Regions from separate parts of the Homo sapiens genome. Here region 2 is linked to region 1. Evidence: chromatin loops called from intact Hi-C (ENCODE). Cell type or tissue: Caco-2. All regions are shown on one strand. Each heading gives the region's core, and the rest is flanking DNA. Links, peaks and the distances in the headings are about the cores only.

Region 1 (10,964 bases), core at 1,778-9,777:
AGGGCCACTGCCAAAAAAATTGTAATTTTGTTGGGCATTTTAAAATGCATTTTTTTTAGGAGTGAACATCTGGAAAGCTCTTTCCCCAGAAAGCTGCATGGCAAGAGCTATTCCTCCCACTAGGTCTTTGGCAAATGCCTGTCCTAACCACTCTATCAAAAATTATAAGCACCCCCCAACTCTCAGTGGTCTATACCTGACCTTGTTTTAGTTCTCTACACAGAACTGATCTTGGGATGACACATACAATATTATACTTGATTATTCCCATCTCCTGCCTTCATAAGGGAAGGATTTCTGTTTTGCTTACTGTCATAGTCGCATAGCACAGAGGAGTGCCTGGAACTCTGTAGAAACTCTGCAACTATTTGCTGAATGAATTATTGTATACTGCTCAGAAATTAACCCAATATTATGCTCATTGAGACACACATGCACACACACACACTTTGAAGTGCAAGGATGTTTGTGCCTCAGCATAGTTTGGATGTTCTGTATGTAGATATATTTTAGTCTTGGAAAATGCTGAAATACTAAGGGTTTATCCATGTAACTATGGAGTCTCACGCAGGATCACCTTACCTCATTGGAACAACGTGGTCCCTCTCACCATGGCCCTTTGCTTGAGGTGAAATGTATTCACCTTCTCTTTTTCTTTCCTCCAACAATCTATTTTTTCCTCCCTCACACACACAGTCCTTGACCTTTTACCCTTGGTGAAAGCACTGATTCAGCCTTTACAGAGGATCTGGGTGCAGTGAAAGAGAGGGATGGCCCACCTCTCAGTCTGGGAGGTGCAACCAGGATTGAGTCTGAAGGTGTTTCGGAGATGTGGGAAGGTCTGTGATCATGCCAGACACTCAGCATGGCACTGGACTTGGGTCCAAATGCCTTCACATTAGTCTGACCACAATTCACACAAAGGCTTTGAGGATCTAATTCTGCATTCAGAGATCAGCCTTGTTTATAAGGCAGCTCACAGTTCAATGAACGTCATTCTTCCCCAGAGAGGTGCGTTGGGCACAGACAACCAAGTTTGGCAGCGTGCATCTCTCAGAGCAATAAATATCTGACACACAAACAGATGACAGCGATGAAAATGGTGCTCTCTTTGGGAAAAGAGCCAGATAGCAAAAGGACAATTTCGGAAGTGGCCCATTATCTGCTGTGACCAACTTTGAGCCGACAAATACATCAGTTGTTGCTATACCTTTTTCTTCAAAATTCTACCTAGCAGGGACTAAAATGAGTTTTTCCTTAATAAGGAATCAAATTCCTTAAGAATTTAGGAAGATCTAGAGGAATCAAATTTCTCCAGATTCAATGTAGCTCTTGAGGGAATAACACTCTTCTCTTCATCACGTGTTTTCTCACTTATCCTTGAAACTTCACATCAAACCCTCAAAACCTGTAACAAACGTGTTTGCTCCTACTGCTGTTGGCGCCCTGGGTATCTGGGGTCCCAGCCCTAAGACATCCCTCTAGGCAGCAGAAACAAGGCTGCCCTGGTGACGTGGGGGCATGCACTTTGTCTGGGGTTTATGGTTCAATAAGCAGAAGTGACTCACTGAAATAAGAAAGTGGCTCGAACCCGACAGGGGTGCAATCAATATGGATATTTTGGGCTGCCCTTCATGCTTCAGCAAGTGTCCCGGATGCCTGTTATCGTCCTCTTTGTTCACCCTTATTGTCCGGACAACCTCACAATAGAAACTGCATACACTTCAGATCCAATCACAGTTTAATAAACCCACTCTTCCCCGCTAGCTCTTAGGAAAATGTATACACTGGCACAGAAAGGCCTGTCTGTTCAGCTCAGTGATAGGAGACGGGAAGGGAAAAAATGCAAAGCCATTTTGCTTATCGTCTCCTTTTGCTCCTGTTTCTCCAGGCACCCTCCGGCAATCTCAGCTGAAATCTGGCTTTAGAGCTACTTAAGCCAGGCTCCATTTCCTCCTGGTGACACATTCCTGATAGCCCTGCCCCGATGGCAGTCAAACACTGGAGGGCTATGGGCTCTCCGCTAGGCCAGTTGACTTCAGATCTCTACCTTTGTGTTCTCTCTTTCCTGCTTTCATTTATAGCCCTCTCTTTTCAGGCACACATACAAACACACATACACACGCACACACACACACACAGAGAGAGAGAGAGAGAGAGGAAACTTTTTAGGAATATTGCAAACTATTTAACTCCATGGTCAAAATTTTTTTCTTCCTGTCCTTTTTTTTTCTTGTTCTATTATTTCCATCCCCTTCCTGTGGTTTTGCTCCTGCCTGGATCTGCATTATGCCGAGTGCAGGGAACATTCTGTGCTCTATAGTCTGTCTCCAGCCTTTATGGCAGAGCTGTTTCCTGGCTTCCGATATCACTCGCTCCCCTCACCAGCAGAGCCCTTTGAACCTCTCGTTAGCATCTATCACTTTCCCGCTCATAACTTTGTGATTCTGCACACTTGGCGATCTCATCTTCTAAACTGTAAGCTTCCTAAGGGAGGGAGCAGGATTGTACTCATTTTTGAATCTCCAAGTACCTAGGAACATGCCTTGCTTTTGCAAATGGTTTTGATGAATGACCAAATGAACATCTACAATGAAACCTGTTCTCTTCCATTTAGCTCTTTCTGTTGTTCTTCAGCATCGTCACCAGTGGAACATATAAAACGCAAGGAGGTGAGATTTGTGCTTGTTTAGTATAAATGCGTTTGCTGGTTAAATATATATACATATATATTTATATGTATATACACGTATATATTTATATATATACAAGTATATATATTTATATATACACATATATATTTTTATATATATATACACACACATACATACATACATATATATATAGAGAGAGAGAGAGAGAAAGGCAGAGACAGAGAGAGAGATCTCCCTCTGTCACCCAAGCTGGAGTACAATGGCACTATCATAGCTGACTACAGCCTCAAATACCTGGGTTCAAGCCATCCTTCCACCTCAGCCTCCTAAGTAGCTGGGACTGCAGGTGTGCACCACCAGGCCAGTTAATTTTTTTATATTTTGTAGAGATGGGGGTCTCACTGTGCTGCCCAGGCTGGTCTTGAACTCTTGACCTCAAGCAGTCATCCCTCCTTGGCCTCCTAAAGCACTGAGATTACAGCTGTGAGCCACTGTGTCCTGCTGGTGAAATATCATTGTGCCTGACTGTGTTACCCAGTGGCTCCATGAACATGTTAGTCGCTGCTGACCTTGATGGGGGTAGCACTTGCAGGCCTCGTGGAGCCAGACACTAACCGTGGGCCCAGCAGAGCTGGCTCTTGGCTCCCCAACTACATGGGAAGCCACCTACACGACCCTGGATAAGGCTCCTGTCTGTCTTCAGTTTTGTCACTTGTAAAATAGGAATAACAACAGCTATCTCATGAAATAGGAGTGAAGATTAGAACTGAAATATACAGAGTACCTAGTACAGTTCTTGGCACAAAATTGGCCCCCAATAATCCAAATGCATTTTTACTTTACTTATTTGTGCTGTCTCCTTCCCCATGACCATGGGCAATGACAGCACTACCAAAATGCCAGAGAAAAGATACAGAAGAGAGGTAGAAATGGACAGAACTTCCCGCCTGCCTCCTTTTTGCCTCTGATATCCAAGTTTTGTTAATAGAAAGAAAATGTTGACTCTTCCAAAAAATGTAGGTGAATTCCTAAATCTTCAAATATAGACTTGAAGGTGCATTTTAGAATTGTCAGATAAAGTCACATGTTGAAGGGTTTTGTGGAAATATTTTCATTCATCAAACATCTTGCAGAAATAATAAGTACTCTGAGGAACTTCAAAGAAGGGAAAAGATACGGCCCCCTACTTTTGAGTTTGTATTAATAACACGTGGCCAAACTAGCTTTTCACTTCCCTGAAAGACTATGACCCAGCTCAAGCACTTGCTCTCAATGGCTACCTTTCTTGCTAGAAGGTTCCATGATTGCAGGTCAGCACTTGGGCCAGGGCTCTATTTCTCTTGGCTAAGCTTCCTATAGATAATCAGACCATTGGGTTTACATCATCCAAAATAGAACAAGGATCATTAATCCCTCCCACCAGAGAGTTTGTATCTGACTGGCTTTCTGCACAGCAGAGGATAATAAAAAAGAAAAGCAAAAAGGAAGGGAGACAGGAATGAAGAGAGAATGAATGCAATTTCTTTGTTCAAGCATCTATTAAGCACCTGCTACGTGGTAGACACTTCCTAGGGCAACACTTAGAGAGGTAAAAGAAAAATGAAGAGAGCTTGGCCAGAGAAAGCCAGGGAATGAAAGTCTTCCAAGAAGGAAGGGCCATTAGTTATGTGAATATGAATAAAGTTGCCACTGGATTCAATGGTAAGACAGTCACTGCTATTCTGGGGTAGAAGAATTTCAATTAAATGGTGGCAGCAGAAACAAAACTGTGATAGGACAATGAGACTCTCTGGTCCGCAGCTGTATTCCCACACCAGCACTGTGCCTGGCAATGTACTTGTTGACCGGCTGATGGTTGTGATGGTGACAGCATATGATTGAAATTCTCCCAGGTCACCAAGAAGTGTGCAGAGGCCAAAAATATATGTACTTGCTTTACCTAGCAGATGGAAACTGTGGTTTCAGCTGCAGCATTTTATTGAAACTCTTCTACCCTAGAATAGTGTAACTGCCCCATGGGGTCACCTTGCCCGCTGGTGGGTTCCAGGTTGGCATTTTATTAAGTAAATGTGACCTAGGGACAGAGCAGTAACTTTCACCAAAGGTAGCAGGCACAGGCAGAAAGGAAAGTTTCTCACAATAGCCTGCAGCACTGCTACATGATAACCTGACCCCGAATTGTCTCCCCAGGGGTAGGAAGTTTTCTGGAAAACCTAGGCAGCAATCAAGGATGGCTGCTCAAATTTCCTGCCCTTCTTTTCCTACCATCCCAGGAAAATTCCCACCAGGACACAGCATTTGGGGTAGGAGATTGATTCTGTGCTAATTAACAGTCCAAATTCACAAGCACCATGAGGTAAAGCTTAGGTACTCTTGGGCTTGTTCAAGGCCAAGTTCAGACTATGAGTAAACCAATTTAACTCTATGGCTAAACCCACCACGGCACCAGTGAACCAGAGTGACCTGCTGCTCAAACATTTTTCCATCAAAGCACATTTGCCACTTAAACTATTCAACCCCATGGAGGCTGAATTTTGTTTCTTTTTTTTCCAAGTGTCAAAAATACGTTACTCACTTAGAAGAGGACTGCCATTACAATCTCTAAGATTTCCTTGATTTAGGAAAAGCAGAAGGAATTAGCACAAGCAGGAAAGAGGCAAGAACAAGGGAGCGAAAGGCCACAGGAGGCAGGAAGGGCCATTTGTGGTTAAGCAGGTATCACATAAAGACGGTCCCGGACTTTGATAATTGAGTGCGTCTGTGATGTGTGAATGAGGCCCTACAGCCGGGGACTGCACTCCAGCTTTGGTTTTTGATCTCTGTCAGTAATGAGATGCCAGCAGCCCCTACTTCAAAGCCTTAACTGATACCGATAATCTCCTGAAAGACTCCCAGAATTTCAAGTGATCTCTCAAACTAAAGTTTGGAGGATTACATAGACAACAGCACAGATGATGGAAGAGGCATTGCTTGTTTGATATTTGCTCTTTGATTTCTTTTAAATGTTTTATTATCAGTTTCCCAAAGGGCTAGTCTGTAGTTTCCAAACCCTTAACGCTAAAGATTAGCATTGTCAGATTATCGCTGTCTGGCTACTGGGAAGACCACGGGATATCCATAAATTTTATCTTTCCTTTTTTTAAAAAAAATCCCAATTGTCTGTAAAAACACAGCCACTCCAGATTCAGTGACAAATGTCGTGCAGAGTAACACTATCCAGCCTGCAATGGAGACAGAGCTTTCCTGAAAAATCTGTAGCCACTCCAAGGTTACTCTCAGATTCTTTTGAGGTTTAATCTCTTTTCTGAAACAGTTGTGCCCTCATGGAGCGGGAGGAGTTGGGACAAAAGGCCACAGGCTATGAGAAACATGTTATAAAGCAGCACGAACATTTGTTTCTGGTACCCAATTATGCTTTAAGTTGAAAGCATATAATTTTCAAGACATGTTGTACCAAGAAACATATCTGGAGTATTTTATAGCAGACGACCTTACACTCTGGAAGCAAAATAGCAGGGCGAGGTCATGCCTCATGACCTGGTCTTCTGTTACCCTCAGGCATGAAAAAAAAAAAAGCAACATTTCAGTGCTCCAAGAAAACACATGCGACCCAGAGGTTAGAGGCAACCATGAATTCATCTGCTTAAAGAAAGGTATAAGAACTTTACACCCTCAATATACATAAAATTCACTCTAAAGGATTTCTCAAAGTTAGAATACCAAGAATCCTGCAATATGTCATATTCTGGTCTAAGGATGTGATACCTCTCAGCTCTATCAGGCCAGGGACCCAACCTCTCTGGTCCACAGCTGTATTCCCACACCAGCACCATGCCTGGCAATGTGCTTGTTGACCGGATGATGATTATGATGGTGACAGCATATGATTGAAGTTCTCCCAAGTCACCAAGAAGTGTGCAGAGGCCAAAAATACATGTCTTTGCTTTACCTAGTCAATAGAAACTGGTCTCAGCTTCAGCGACAGCATTCAGAATTCACAGAGGTTTGGTAACCTCACTGATCTGATATGGCTGCTGTGGCAGAGGTTGCTAACACTCACTAATATCCCCTTCCTGGGCCCACAGCTATACTGCACTTCTAGTCCCCTGGCATCTAGGCAGGGCCATGTGGCTGGTTCTCACCAATGGAGAGTGAGTGGGAGAGATGTAGGCCACTTCTTGCCTGAGGCAGCTTAAAAGCAAATGGGTCTTCTCTACCATCTCCCCCTTCCCCCATCTATAACTTAATGCTGAAGAAGATGAGGCCCTAGAATGGGAGAAAGCATAGAAGAAGCGTGACTGCCCATATGAAGCAGAACCCCACTGCATTGCACTGGACTGTGTTATGAGCAAGAAATAAGCATGCCCTAGGTTAGCTCTCGAGGGCTGTTTGTTACAGCATGTAGCTTACCCTGACTGATGCAGACAGTAAGTGGTGGTGGAGGTGTTGTCTGAATCTAGCTCTGTTTCTCTTGAAATCTGGGTTCTTCTGCATTGTCAATGGCCTTGCAGGTTAAAAAATACAACTGCAGAAACTCAGTCAACTTCAATGTCAATGTCACCTCTCCAGGTAGCTTTTCTGTTTCTCCTGTCTGGGTTGGGAACCTGTTCTCCTTGTCCTATTGCTCCTTGTGTACTTTTTTTTCTCTAGTCCTTGCCACATAAATGTTGAATGTATGTTTGATTCATATCTCAATCCACAGAGGCAACATAAGTCTAGCAAGCAGTAGTTTGCTCATTTAATGTTTATTTATCCATATCAAACTAAAGGGAATCATCTTGTTCCTTGAATTTTCTGCCTAACAAGGTGAAACAAAGCTAGTCAAAGTAAGACAAAGCAAAAAATAAGACTAGAAAAAGAAAACAAAATGAAACACTCTGAGTCTGATTCCATGGTGCTGAAGGTCCCACTACAATGCATTGGTCTACAAGTGTAGTTCAGTGAAATAAAGTTCAGTGTTTCTTTGAGGACTCAATAAATTGCTTGGATTTTGGTTCCCAAGCCCAGCTCTGATCTGGCTCTGGAGTCAGCTCACCTGGCTGTGTTGGACCTGGGCCCCACCGAGTTCTCTGAGTTAGCACCTGTCAAGAATGAAGGACTTGAACGTGCACCAAGATGACCCCGACACTCAGTCCAGGCTATTGGTACAAATGTGGAAAGAAGAGGAAATGTGTTCCGTTTGCCTTGTCTCAATGGCAGGACTTGAGGACCTGGTCCCCAACAGCTGGCCTTAGAGAGGGCCCAGCATGTCAACTCAGACCTCTGCTGGGTCCCAGCTTCCTCTCTGGCACTGAGAATATTTAAACACTGTCCCACAAGGTGCCTCTCTCTTTGTCTTCTGAGACATCTAGCTCACTTGTGGCCCTCATCCACAGCACTTCAGGGCCACGGATAGAGTGACACGGGTGTGGGTACACCACTGACAGAGGTGCGGTTTGTAAGACAGGCCCACTGTGGTCTAGACAACATTTCAAAACCATCTCAGAACATCATCGGGTGGGATATGGGAAAGAAGTCATCTGTTCTGTTGGGCACAGTGACAAGACAGCACATGTCTTTGCTGGTGCCATGGTGTAAGAACTTCAAGCTTTGATTTTATTTTATTTTTATTTTTTTGAGATGGAGTCTTGCTCTGTCACCAGACTGGAGTGCAGGGCACGATCTTGGCTCACTGCAACCTCTGCCTCCTGGGTTCAAGCGATTCTCCTGCCTCAGCTTCCCGAGTAGCTGGGATTACAGGCACGTGCCACCACGCCCAGCTAATTTTTGTATTTTTAGTAGAGATGGGGTTTCATATTGGCCAGGATGGTCTTGATCTCTTGACCTGGTGATCCACCAGCCTTGGCCTCCCAAAGTGCTGGGATTATAGGTGTGAGCCACCACGCCCAGCGCAAGCTTTGATTTTAAGTTGAGAAAAGAAAAAGACTTTTAAAAGTTTGGAATTGATTGCTCAATTGCCATTGTGCTGTTATAACAGTAATACCAGAAAGGAGAGATCAGTTATTGTTCTATTGTCTCCCTTTCTCTCTTCTCTTGTCCCTTCCATACCCCACACCTCTCCGATGAGCAAAGCCAGCTGATATTTACTGTGTTCTGAGGACAGATGAGAAATGTGGGTACAGCACACATCACACAGTTTCCTGTGCAGCCAGCAAGCTGAAGGACTGTTCCGGGAACTCTCCGTGCATCACTCGGTGGAGCTATTAGACTTAGTTCCTCTCAGGGCCTTTACATTCTTTGGGCTCTGTGATTTTGTAAGAGATTAGACCTGTTTCCAAGCAGGTTCTGTTTACCTGGGAGCTACTCTACCTTTCTTAAGTCCAGGAACTTCTCACTAAGACTTCCCCCACAACCCAACACAACACACACAGGAAGAGGAGCATCTAGAAAGAGGGACATGTTGCCTCTACTGACACCAGTAGTATTTGATACTCACAGGTGAAAGGAACGTAGCTCATGATCATCCCTAGATAATTCAGTCACATAATCTCCTGAATTTCTTTTTCCTCTACTTGGGGGTTCTAAGGGTGAAATGCATTCATGCGTGTAGAACAATGTGAATAGTGTCTGGGTAAATACAACATAAGCATTTGCTATGAATGCTATTATTGGTTGCATTTTAGATGAAGTAAAACCTTCTGGGTAACTAGTCCCGGGAAAGCTAACAGTAGGTTGCATTTAATGTTGAAACACTTACTCATAGTCATGCATGTAAAGAGGTTGTCCTGGAAAATTTGGGAGGTGGTAAAGATATTCTAGTGTCTTCCACTTCCCTCTCATCTTCTGCTGTAGATTTTCTGCTTCTTTATCCCCATCTGCCTTGTGCCCCTCACTACCTCCATGGCCTCCTAGACAACTCTTCTGGCGTGGACCTCACCGTGGAGCCCTAGGGCCCCAAATACCTTCTTCCCCTTCCAGTGAAACAACATCAGCCTGTCACATAGCTAACTTCAGCTAGTTCTTATCACTAATTTAAATAAACTCACCCTCAAGGTTTGCATGACTAATGGATTTAAAATGTTGGCCCTTTCAGGGAGGGCTGGGGTTGCAGTTTTTTTCTCCTCAGTTTGGCATCAAATCTCACCATTTATTCAGTCCAGAATTATTTACAGAGTGTCTACTATGTGTCAGGAACTGTTTTATGCACTGGAGATATGATAATAGGCAAGATGGGCCTTCCAGGAATTTCTATTGTATGGATGAGATAGACAGTAAACAAGTCAACAAATGAATAAATATAATTCAGCCAGTTATTTAGGATCTTACATGCTGCTCTCTTTCCAGCAGCCTCTAAAGCTATAGGGCTTGGTCTTGAATTGCTGTGGATAATTCACGTGAGAATATTTGAATGTTGAGAGTCAAGCGTTCAAAGCAGCAGCCAGGCAGAAGGAGAAAAAGAGATGTTTTCAGATACGTCATGAACAGGTTGCCCTCTGATTTGACCTTGTCCCTTCCTCCCACTGGTGCTGTGCCCAGCTCCAAACATACTGGATTCCTACTGCAGCCTATCAAATATTTACACTGACATTACAAATATATATATTATTTACTTTAGCTTCTATAAAATATTTACACGTCATGCTAAATATACACAATATATTATATTGCACTGTGTTTTTCCTGCTGCCAGTCAGAGAGACTGTCTGGAACTTTCCCAAAATCATGAGAAAAGACCAGGGCGAAGGGAGAATGCAGGGTGGGCATATTAGGAGAAAGAAGTTGTGTCTACCTGCATCCAGGGAAAGTGCTCCCCAGGGAAAAGCAGGACGTCGAAGATCTGTCCAAGAGAAAATAATTGTGCACTTTGTCCTCCATACTTTTCCTCTACATTTAGTTCCTGGTTCAAAATAAGCACTGAGACTGAGGTCAGGCAGAGTTCAAACAAACAGAAGCTCTCACTCACCTCTGACATTGGAGATACCAGTTAGATAGGTCCATTGGATCAAATCCCAGGGCAAGGAGCTCAGAACCCCTTGTAGGGGCTCACAGAATGGTCCACAGAATGCTTTAGAAAATCTTGGCAGCCCTGCTCAGGTGCCCAACACATCACTGTGCTTCCCACCCATAGGAGGGGCCACCCATACCCACTGTCCATCTCACACCACAGGTGAGGTTAAACCATGGTGGCTGTGAAGCTGATGCCTCTGAAATAGACTCTTTTTCAATTACATTATAACACTGAATGTGTATTCCTGCACAAAATACCTCTCAACCTGATCTTGCATCTCCTTTTCTGCTTCCTGATGATCTGAGTGCCTGGCAGACAAGACTGTCTTCAAAGTCTTCGCTCATTCCACTTGTCCCTTTAAA
Region 2 (10,964 bases), core at 1,740-9,739, 84 kb after region 1:
TCCCACCCAGAGTTGGAAGGGCCCCTGATGTATTACTATTGTATCAACTGCATTGCCAAGGCATGAAATGGTGAATTAGGACTCAAGTTTCAATTTAACATTGCTACTTCCTCCCTGTCTCTTTCCCTTTGACACTCTTCCAATGTTTGTTCCTATAATATAGCCTGGGTGTGTGTGTGTGTCTGAGAATTTCCTTTTTTAAAAAAATTCTTGCATAAGTCCAGGCCTAGAAACTTTTCAGATAAAGTAATCAAAGCAGATGAAAAGTCACATTTCTATTCTGCATCATAAACTTCACTGGGTGCCTAAGTCAGAGGTCCTTGCTTCAGACGCCTGACTCCAGAACATTGTCCTCTAAACACATGCTGGACCACAGAGCCCCAGCAGAGCCATGAATTAATAATATGGAAAAGGATTCTTCTCCTTATGGTAACTTCCTAATGGCTTTAAGTGTTTTTAGACCTTTAAATTCTTAACAACAACAACAAAAATGGGGTAGGGGAAGTAGAGGAGAAAAAAGAAACAAAGAAAGTAACTTTTAGCCAAAAATGTTAAGATCCATTGCAATTTGAAAATAAATCAGGGTAAATCATCTCTAAGATGAGAATGTAAAGTCTAAGCAAAATATATCACTTGGCTTGCAAAAATTGGGGGAACACACAGCATTTCAGCAACATATCTATTGCAAAAGCGAGGCTCCCTTGAAGAGAGAGAAAGAGTGTGTGTGTGTGTGTGTGTGTGTGTGTGTGTGTGTGTGTGTCTGTTTCTTTATGTTTAGGTTTCTGCAAAGGAGGAATCAGATCTGAATGGGGTTAACCACTGGTTTTCTGGGTGAGCAACAAATCAGCAAGGAGTAATTTACGTTCTGTGCATTTCCCCCTAAAACATGAATTCTGCAATGATTACCACAATCATTGTCCTGTGTCTAAGTGGCACAGAGACTGTATTCGGATCACAAGATGTGCAATATGCATGAAATGGAGTGATGACAACCTCAAAGGTGATGTGGAAATTGAGCCGCCTCAACACTTGCCCAGCAACCAGCAGGCAAAGAAATCCAGATTTGAGTCAGACTCACACAACTCTCCTGATCAGAACAGTAAAATTTCTGATGCATACCATCACCCACTCCTTCTTCTCTCCTACTCTGACATCAGTTTGCACTTTCTAATAAACAGTTAACCTTTGCATAGTAATCTAAGCATCTCACCTGTATTAATTCATTTAACTCTTGCAATAATCTATTGCAATGATTATCCATATCTTAGAGATGAGGAAACTGGACTTCAAGTCATTGAGGAAATGATCCAAGCTAACACAGCTATAAATGATAGATGTGGTAGCCAGCCTCCAAAAGGGTCTTCGATCATCTTTACATCCTCGTGTCTACGTCCTTGTATTGTCCCATCACACCCTGCATCAGGTTTGGTTCATGTGACCAATAGAATGTGGCAGAAGTGATGTGGAAAGCTCCACATGGCATGGAAATGGAGGTGTCTTATTAACAGCCAGCCCCACCTGCCCACCATGTGAGTGCACCACCTTGGAAGCTGATCCTCCAGCACCAGTTGGGCTTTGAGAGGACCACAGCCCTGAACAACATCTTGACTGCAGCTTCAGGAGAGACCAGGAAAAACAGCATTTGATAATGTTTAATGTTACCTTATGGCACTAAGTTCTGGGCAATTTATTACACAGCAATAGATAATGAATACAGTGTCTCTGGGATTCCAACTTGAATGAATTAACAGCAGCGTGCACACTCTTGACCACTGTGCTAAATGACCTCTCTTATACTAAATCTTATGGGAATTTTATTTGGCTTTTCTTTAATCCCCAGCCTCCTTAGATGTGATCTTTCATTAGCATGAAAAAGAAAATGGCACATAGTGGGGATGAGAAATTGAGGGAGAGGATGGTGACTGGCCACACCTCTCTTTCCCTACTGGACAATTATGTTTGATTAAGAACCGATATTAGGCATCCAAGATTGTCATTGTCCCTTAGGAGCTTATGATCTAACTAGAGAGACAAAGTCTTCATCAATCTAAAAGATAACCAAGACTTGATGTGTAAGTGTTGAAGGAGTGGTACCAGCACACGTAGTAAGCAAGGAGAGATCCCTGACCCCTAAGGCAGCCTGGGCTTGGGGAAAAGTGGGGTTCTGATATGGTTTGGCTCTGCATCCCCACCCGAATCTCAGATCAAAGTGTAATCCCCACATATCAAATTGGAGGAAGGGCCTAGGCGGGAGGTGATTGGTTCATGGGGGTGGATTTCCCCCTTGCTGCTCAAGTAATAGTGAGTTCTCAGAAATTCTGATGGTTTAAAGGTGTGTGGCACTTCCCCCTTCACTCTGTCTCTACTGCTCTGCCATGAAAAGATGTACTTGCTTCCTCTTTGCTTTCCAACATGATTTTAAGTTTCCTGAGGCCTGCCGGTCATGCTTCCTGAACAGCCTGTGGAACTGTGAGTCAATTAAACCTCTTTTCTTCATAAATTACTCAGCCTCAGGCAGTTCTTTGTAGCAGTGTGAAAACAGACTAATACAGCTTCCGTTGAGCATGAAAACAGAATGGGATTCTTCTCTCTCTTGCCAGCAGGAGAGAGCAGAGAAAGCAATGGTGGTGTGGTAGTGATGGATTGTGGGGGATACAAGTGAAGCTCAGTGCAGGAATATCCCAGGACCGTAGGGACCAGTCTTTCTGGAGCACTGGGTTACTGGAGCAATGCAGGGGAAGCAAGACCATGGCTCAGTGTGGCGGAGATCACAGGCTCTGTAGCCGACAGCTAGGTCTGCCCTGTACCAGCTTCCCTACTTCCTGGCCATGTGACCTTGGGGACAGTCACTTTACTTCTTGAGCTCCCAGTTTCCTTATCTATAAGCTACCTTCCTCACCGGGCTGTCATGAGGAATTTTTATCCATTAACAAATATGCGTGGAGCATCAACTATCTGCCCAGCATTGTTCTAGGCTCTTGGGATGTATCTGCAAAGAAAAACAGACCAGGCCGGGTGCGGTGACTCACGCCTGTAATCCCAACACTTTGGGAGGCTGAGCCAGGCAGATCTCCTGAGGTCAGGAGTTCAAGACCAGGCTGGCCAACATGGTGAAACCCCATCTCTACTAAAAAAAAAAAACACAAATTAGCCTGGCGTGGTGGCATGAGCCTGTAATCCCAGCTACTCGGGAGGCTGAGGCAGGAGAATCACTTGAACCCAGGAGGTGGAGGTTGCAGTGAGCCGAGATTGAGCCACTGCACTCCAGCCTGGGTGACAGAGCCAGACTCTGTCTCAAACAAAATAAAACAGACCAATAACCCTGTGGCTCGCCCAAGTACTAACATGACTTAACACATGGAAAGCACTTAGACCAGTGCCTGGAACAAAATGGACACTCAGTGTGTTTAATAAATCTTAGCTATTATTAAGACCAAACAAAGATTGGGGCTGGGTGGTGGGGAATGTTCATCATAACATATTTTCTAAATGAGTTAAATTATCAGTTTGTTGCCGGAGTCACCCAATAAAAGGAATAAACTAAGCTGCTAGATCTTTTTCCCAGGAACTATTCTGCTTTCTGACAAAGTAGGGGAAGAGAAATCTTAGCAGTGAGACACTCAGAGGGTAACTGGAAGCAAAAATGTCCCAACAGACCCCAGAGAGCCATGTGGGATGCTTTGCCGACTGAAGCACACAGGGAGAAACACTATCATTTTAGCAAATTACTGTTTTGTTTTTATTTAAAGAAAAAAACCCTCTGCTCTTCTGGCTGTGAATGAATCGCAGATACTAAGCGCAACCAGATTTCCCAAGTTCCATTATCTTTTCACTCAATAGCTTTGCCCCAAATAGAGCTCTTTGCTTTTACATGAACGTCTGCCAAGTTTTAAAACTCTTCTTTCTAAGAAATCTCACTCTAGAGGATATAGCATCTCCATTCTAGTCCAAAAGAGAGAAAACATGTATTTGAGAGACAGAGAAAGCTGGGTGGGAGCCAAATGGTAGAGGTGATTTCCTATAAAGTGAGGCTTCTGTTCAAATGCAGGATTACCTTTGTATTTGTATAGATCGGAGTTAACCAAACACTATGTCCTCTGAATATGAATTTTGATCTGGGAAACTTGAACCTGGTGTGTTCCTTAAAATATCTTTTTTGTCCTTCTTCCCTTCTTCATCCTCCTTCTCCTCCCTCCCTCCCTCCCTCTTTCTCTTCCCTCCCTCCCTACCTCCCTCCCTTCCTTCTTTCCTTCTTTCCTTTGTTCCTTCCTTCCTTCCTCCCTCCCTTTCTACCTTCTCTCCTGTCTTCCTTCCTTAATGAAAGCAGTCATTCTCCCTGCTCACCTCACCCTTGCAAGTCTTCTCAACTGTAAAGAGAGTAAGAATGTAGCCAGAAATTGAAAAGATTTAGCCAACAACATTATTGCAAAAAAGTCACAGAAATGTTTCTAGCCTGAGTGGATTCACTTGCATGTCTGTGCAAAGTTCAGGGACCCACACAAACATTTTCCTCTTTGTGTATTACAACTGCTACTGGAGCCAGAAATGTATCTGTGAAATAGAATAGAAAATAGAACTGAAAACATGACACACAGATATAAGGTTATGTTTCTCCCCCATGGCACCTTAAATTAAAGTCATTGTGGTAGGAGAAAGCAGAGAAGGAGGAGGAAGAGGAAAAAGCAAGCCACCCTGTCAATGATGTCAACAATGGGAGGGGGTCTGGTTAGTGACCCAGCTCCGTCAGTTTTGTCATCATAAAGCATCTGAATGAATACCTACGGCGGAGGAAGTCATCCCAGGGGCAGGATTCTGCGAGGGCGCTACAGCTGCTCCAGCAGATGGCTCTAGACTGGTCTTGTCGCTAATTGATACATCTTCCCGGGCCTAGGGGGTGACAAAGTAAATGCCTGGAATTCTTTACCCCATTCTACTTTTCCATTTGTAAGGGCTACGTGACGGTAGAACACCTACAGTGTTCTAAGGCAAGAGATTCCCTCTTAGATCCCCACTAAATTCCAGACATAGCTAAACAATCTACCAACTTGCACTCTTCCCAACAAGCCTCCAAGGCTGGTGTTATCTCGGTTTTGCAAGTGAGGAATCCACCTCCAAGAGGCTAAGTGCATCGCTCAGGGTCACACATTTTGTTGGTACAAAATCAAGATTGGAAACCAACCTTATCTGCTCTAAAGCCCATGGTCTTTTTCTTCACCACCTGTCTCAGTCCTCATGGTAGTGAAGAGCGTATGACCCGTCGTCCCACCAGCTTCCCTTTGAGCTAACTTTAGTTGGGTGGTTCTGCACACAGGGTTTTCTACAACAACCCTATGAGGCCTTAATTCCAAATATGGTCCTCATTTTAAACATAAGTCCTTGCCAGGCGCGGTGGCTCATGCCCATAATCCCTCTGCTTTGGGAGGCCACAGCGAGAGGACTGCTTGAGGCCAGGAGTTTTGAGACCATCCTGGGAAACATAGTGAGATCCCATCTCCACAAAAAATAAATAGAAAAATTAGCCAGGCATGGGGTGTGTACCTGCAGTACTAGCTATTTGGGAGGCTGAGGTGGGAGGATCATTTGAGCTCAGGAGGTCAAGCCTGCAGTGAGCCATGATCACACCACTGCACTCCAGCCTAGGAGACAGAACAAGGCCATGTCTCTAAAAACAAAAGCAAGATAAGTACTGCAGCTCCTAGGTGGTGGATGCCTACCACGTACTCATTCTGAAGCCACGCTTGTGCAACTGCACCACGTTGGTGAACAATAGCTTTGGCCGCCAAAGTGCTACTGCCACAGACCAGAGAATTTAGATTTGGGGCTGAGCTTCACCTCTCATCACAGAGGCTACTAGCACAGATTCACTTACCCAGTTATCTTTAGACAACTCCCCAAACAGCATTTCCTTCAACAAACAAGGCTTCAATGCAAACTTGTTTCCTCTCAGTATAAGGGAACTTGTAAAAGAAGAGCCTGCCAGTTGAAAACTAAAAAGTCCATATGTAGTGGAGTTTAGCTTTTTTTGGGGGGAGGTGGGGGAAGTCTGGATCTAACACCCAGGCTGGAGTAGAGTGGTGCAATCTTGCCTCAATGCAACCTAATTTTTGTATTATAGAGATGAGGTTTCACCATGTTGGCAAGGCTGGTTTTGAACTCCTGGCCTCAAGAGATCCGCCCGCCTCGGCCTCCCAAAGTGCTAGAATTGCAGACACAAGCCACCGTGCCTGGCCTAGACTGTAAATTTTTTTAAAAAGTTGTTTCTTTTTGCATAGATTACCTTTTTTTTTTTTTTTTTTTTTTTTTTGAGACAGGGTCTCACTCTGTCACCCAGGCTGGAGTGCAGTGGCACAATCTAGTCTCACTGCAACCTCCACTTCCCGGGCTCAGGGGACTCTCCAGCCTCAGCCTCCAGAGTAGCTGGGACTACAGGTGCATGCCATCACGGCTGGCTAAATTTTGTATTTTTAGTAGAGATGGGGTTTCGCCATGTTGCTCAGATAGGTCTCGAACTCCTGAGCTCAAAGCCTTCCACCTGCCTCAGCCTCCCAGAGTGCTGGGATTACAGGCGTGAACCACTGTGCCTGACCTAATTTCCCTTTTTTTTCCTAAGAGTTGCTCTTGTTTCTGTCCAGTTCCATGCTGGTCCTCCAGTCTTTCCTTTGATTCTGTGAGCTCCTCAGTATTCTTCTAACAAATGCCTTTTCTAAGCCAGGGTCAGTTTCTGTTGCTTACAAACTAAGAGCTCTGATGTTCTCTATGTTAAATACATAAATATAAATTATTATTTTACATTTATCCGGAATTCATTTAAGTATAAAATTAAATAATCTAAGCCCCATGATTTTTATGGGAAACAAAAAGACAGGACAGGAAACCACAAGAGTCTTGCTATTTTGCTTCTGTTTGTTTATTTAATGTAACTTGAGTATATAGAACAACTGTACATTTTTTCATATGACCACACTTTTAATATTTTCTATGATAAACGTCCCTTATGTTTATCATGCCCATCCACTAAAACTTTGTCTAGAAATAAATTTACAGTCATGATGTTAAGAAGGTCTCTGCAGATTCAACTCTACCTCCTACACTTTCCTTATGTTCATAGCTGGACAAAAAAAATATGAATTTTCATAACAATTACTCTTGTGTGAAATTCTCCTGAATTGAAGAAAAGCTGCGTCGTGTTCAATATTTTATTAGTAATCTACTGCCACAAAAATGCTGGGTAGCAAACATTCCAAAACCCAGTGGTGTAAAGTAATAAGCACTTGCTTAGCTCATGAGTCTATGGTCAGCTGGGCACTTTTTCAGGGCGTGGCTGGGCTTACTCAAACAATGACAGTCACCCAAAATTGGTTTGGCATCTCTGCCGATCTTGGCTGGGTTAATTCATATGTCTGATAGTAGGGAGCTGGCTGTCAGCTAGCCTAGGACAGCCTCAGCTGAGACAACTCAGGTGACCGGTCTCATTTTCAAGCATGGATATGTTCTCATGTGAAAAAGAAAGGAGACAGAACTGTGCAGGCACTTTTTCAAGAATCTACTTACCTCGAATCTGCTAATACCTCTTTAGCCAAAATTACAGGCCCAAACTCAGAACCCAACACTAGAGAACTATGTTCCATCTCTTGATGGGAAAAACTCCAAAGCACATCGCAAAGGGCATAGACACAGGATGGATTGGGGTCATTAATTCAATTCATCTACCACAAATAGAGAATAGTATTTTGTAGCTGGACGCAGTAGCTCATGCCTGAAATCTCAGCACTTTGGGAAGCCAAGGTGAGAGGATCATTTGAGACCAGGAGTTCAAGACCAGCCTGGGCAACAGAGTGAGACCTCGTCTCTAAAAAAAAAAAAATTAATTAATTAAATAAAAATTAAAAAGAATATACTATTTTGTATCCTTTATTTTTAAATAATTTGAAAAAGTGGTAGGCAGCCATACTCTTTGTAATATAGAACAAAACATTTTTACTCTTTGCAAAAGTTAAGCTCCAACAATATTAAATTTAGTATCTACTATGTACTCAGCAGTATAAAAGGGACTACAGATGATCTCAAAGAGGTATAATGCAGAGAAATAAATAATACTATAAACTCTTTGAATATTACATTGCTTCCAATTTCATCAAGTTAACAAAAACACAGTTGATATGAAGCTGTTCTGTTCTTTCAGAGCCAGGCTCTAAAGTCATAAGCAATTCAAATATCTCACAAAGGCCGGTTTCACAGCTTGGTATTTATTATTGCTCCCGGACAGAACGCGTCTCGGGAGAATACCACTGACCAGAGAACCCCTAGGTGGTAGGCGCTGCTGCTGGGCCCCATTATGGAGACAGAGAGCAGCAGCTTGAGGGATGTTTTCGGTGCTTAGACAAGCTCTTCTGCTTCCTCAAACAAACAGGTCACTTGCAGACTCAATCCTCATGAGCAAACACTGCCCTGGAGACCTTCAGATGCAACACGCAGATAAAGGACACAGGTGGCCCTAGATCCTTTCTGTGCAACCAGTCAGACCGTAAAACACAACACAGGCTGAAGCTCGGGGCCAGTGTCAAAATGGGGCTCAGACATGTGCGTGTGTGTGTGGCACGCGTGCACACATATCTCTGTGGTGGGGGTTAGAGAAAACAGCAAATTAAAAGAGAAATAAAATATTTAAACTATTTTCGACAGCAAAAAGAATTGAGCTGCCACATTCAGCGTTTTTAAGTCCCAAGAAAACATTCTTTCTAAGCTGCTTGGTGAGTGACGGTGGTGCTAGGACAGAGGATTTGTCTTAAATGCATGACCAAAAAAAAAAAAAAAAAAAAAAAAGACAACAGTGGCAAACGACATCTTTCAAGAGTATTGAGGCTTCCTGAACACATTGTTTTATGACAGTGGTTCATCTGCAGGCCTTCACAAAAGCAATCAAAAAGCTTTTTTTTTTTCTTTAAGTAGAACATTCATATTCTGCTCATCTAGTAACTGTTCAATAGAATATGCAATTTTACTACTAAAAATATCAAATTACTAATTGAAAAACAACAGTTTACAATTTAGGGATTTCCAAAGACCTCAGTAGTTTTGCACCCTAACAAAAGATACATTTCCTAAACTATATGAGGGGCCCTTCTGAGTCACTGTTTGGTTATTTGTAGTTTTTGCTGCATGAAGTAATAGAATGACAACTGAGTTCAGTCTAAAGATCGAGGCTGTCAGGTCTGCTGCGTCCCTCTTTAGGGGTACCCTATCTCCTCTCTGGAACCTAGGTTCCCCTCTGTTTAACTCCTGCATGCAAGTTTTTCTTTGCTAATATCCTGGCAGTTTGCACCAGAAAGTTTTTAGAGTGAACCAATATAATTAAGTGTATTTTTTCCAACATATGATGTTGCAACAAAAAGACCAGTGGTGGAACCATTTTCCTCAAACCATTTAACAGCCTCCAGGGAGGTAGGATTTCCTTTCAGAGTAAACTATATTTCAATTCATAGAATGTTTTTATTACCAAAATTGGACTAAGTAATTGACTGTTTTGGAATCGATTCCTCCATTGTCTCAATAACAATTAGCTAATGAAACATTGCATAGTAAAATGATAATCTGAAGAAATGCAGGTAAGAGTTCCTGTAGTCATTTGCTATAAAACCATCTTGCCTTCCCCAATTACTCTTTGACTGCTCAGGATATGATCAGTACATTGAAATCGATCCTAAAACTTGACATATTTACCAGCTTGCAAGTATACAGCAATGTTCACTGTAATGAAACAGGGCAGTAATGATGTTTTTATACTGCTTCATGGGTGCATTCTGAAACATTATTCACACAGAGACAGAATGCAAGCAGCACTAGAACCCCAAACAGTGCATTTCTTTCTCATGCAATCTATATACAATGAAGCTGAGCACATTTTCTTTTTCTTTAAGTTCTCAGCTTTGACTACTTTTTCTTTTTTTTTTTCTTGAGACTGAGTCTTGCTCTGTCGCCCAGGCTGGGCGCGATCTTGGCTCACTGCAAGCTCTGCCTCCTGGGTTCACGCCATTCTCCTGCCTCAGTGTCCTGAGTAGCTGGGGCTACAGGCGCCCACCACCACGCCTGGCTAATTTTTTTTTTTTTTTGTATTTTTAGTAGAGATGGGGTTTCACCGTGTTAGCCAGGATGGTCTCGATCTCCTGACCTCATGATCCTCCCGCCTCGGCCTCCCCAAGTGCTGAGATTACAGGCGTGAGCCACCGCACCTGGCCCATTCTTTTTTATTTCAACCATCATCCATTTGAAATATTTACTAGCACTGCTTGGTGCAAAATATCAAACTAACAAGAACTGAAAGACTGACTCTGCTCTTAGGAAGCATACAATATTGATAAGGAAATAAGACGTGAACACAAAAAACATAACTATCACTATGTACCAAATGTGGTCCACCATAGAGTCAGATTCGTGGTCCTGATTCTGTATTCTCTGGATCGCAGTAATCAGGGTCAGCTGGCCAGACCATCTAGGAAGAGGCCATTTGTGCAGAGATATGGGTAGAATCTAAATGGGGTTAACATATGCAAGAAAGGGAATGAAACATGCTATAAGCATTTCTTTTTTTTGAGAGGGAGTCTCGCTCTGTCGCTCTGCCAAGTGCAGTGGTGCGATCTTGACTCACTGCAAGCTCTACCTTCTGGTTCAGGCCATTCTCCTGCCTCAGGCTCCTGAGTAGCTGGGATTACAGGCGCCTGCCACCACGTCCAGCTAATTATATATACATATATATATATATATATATATATATATATATATATATATATACACACACACACACACACACACACATATATTTATAAATATATAATTTTTTTTTAGTAGAGATGGGGTTTCACCGTGTTAGCCAGGATGGTCTTGATCTCCTGACCTCGTGATCCGCCGGCCTCAGCCTCCCAAAGTGCTGGTGATTACAGGCGTGAGCCACCGTGCCCCGCCGCCAT

What was found. Peaks named below come from ENCODE experiments on the same cell type or tissue, not always from the same donor. Only the 100,000 strongest peaks of a DNase experiment are listed, where the experiment ranks them.
Region 2: a loop joins it to region 1, with 1.9 times the contacts of the local background. A loop is called at or near these places in 3 of 110 quality-filtered maps.

What each region holds. Positions count from the first base shown.
Region 1 is chr10:29,104,382-29,115,345 of GRCh38, reverse strand. It overlaps LOC107984171 (a long non-coding RNA gene), which reads right to left. Exons shown (of 5, transcript XR_001747285.1): 5 at 10,653-10,964. Among named protein-coding and RNA genes, the nearest start is that of LYZL1, 180 kb to the left of the region's middle. In Caco-2, for the core only: no CTCF peak of the experiment used is centred there; DNase peaks (open chromatin) are centred at 5,435, 8,829 and 9,580.
Region 2 is chr10:29,020,224-29,031,187 of GRCh38, reverse strand. No RefSeq gene overlaps it. Among named protein-coding and RNA genes, the nearest start is that of C10orf126, 180 kb to the right of the region's middle. In Caco-2, for the core only: no CTCF peak of the experiment used is centred there; DNase peaks (open chromatin) are centred at 2,978, 4,867 and 8,447.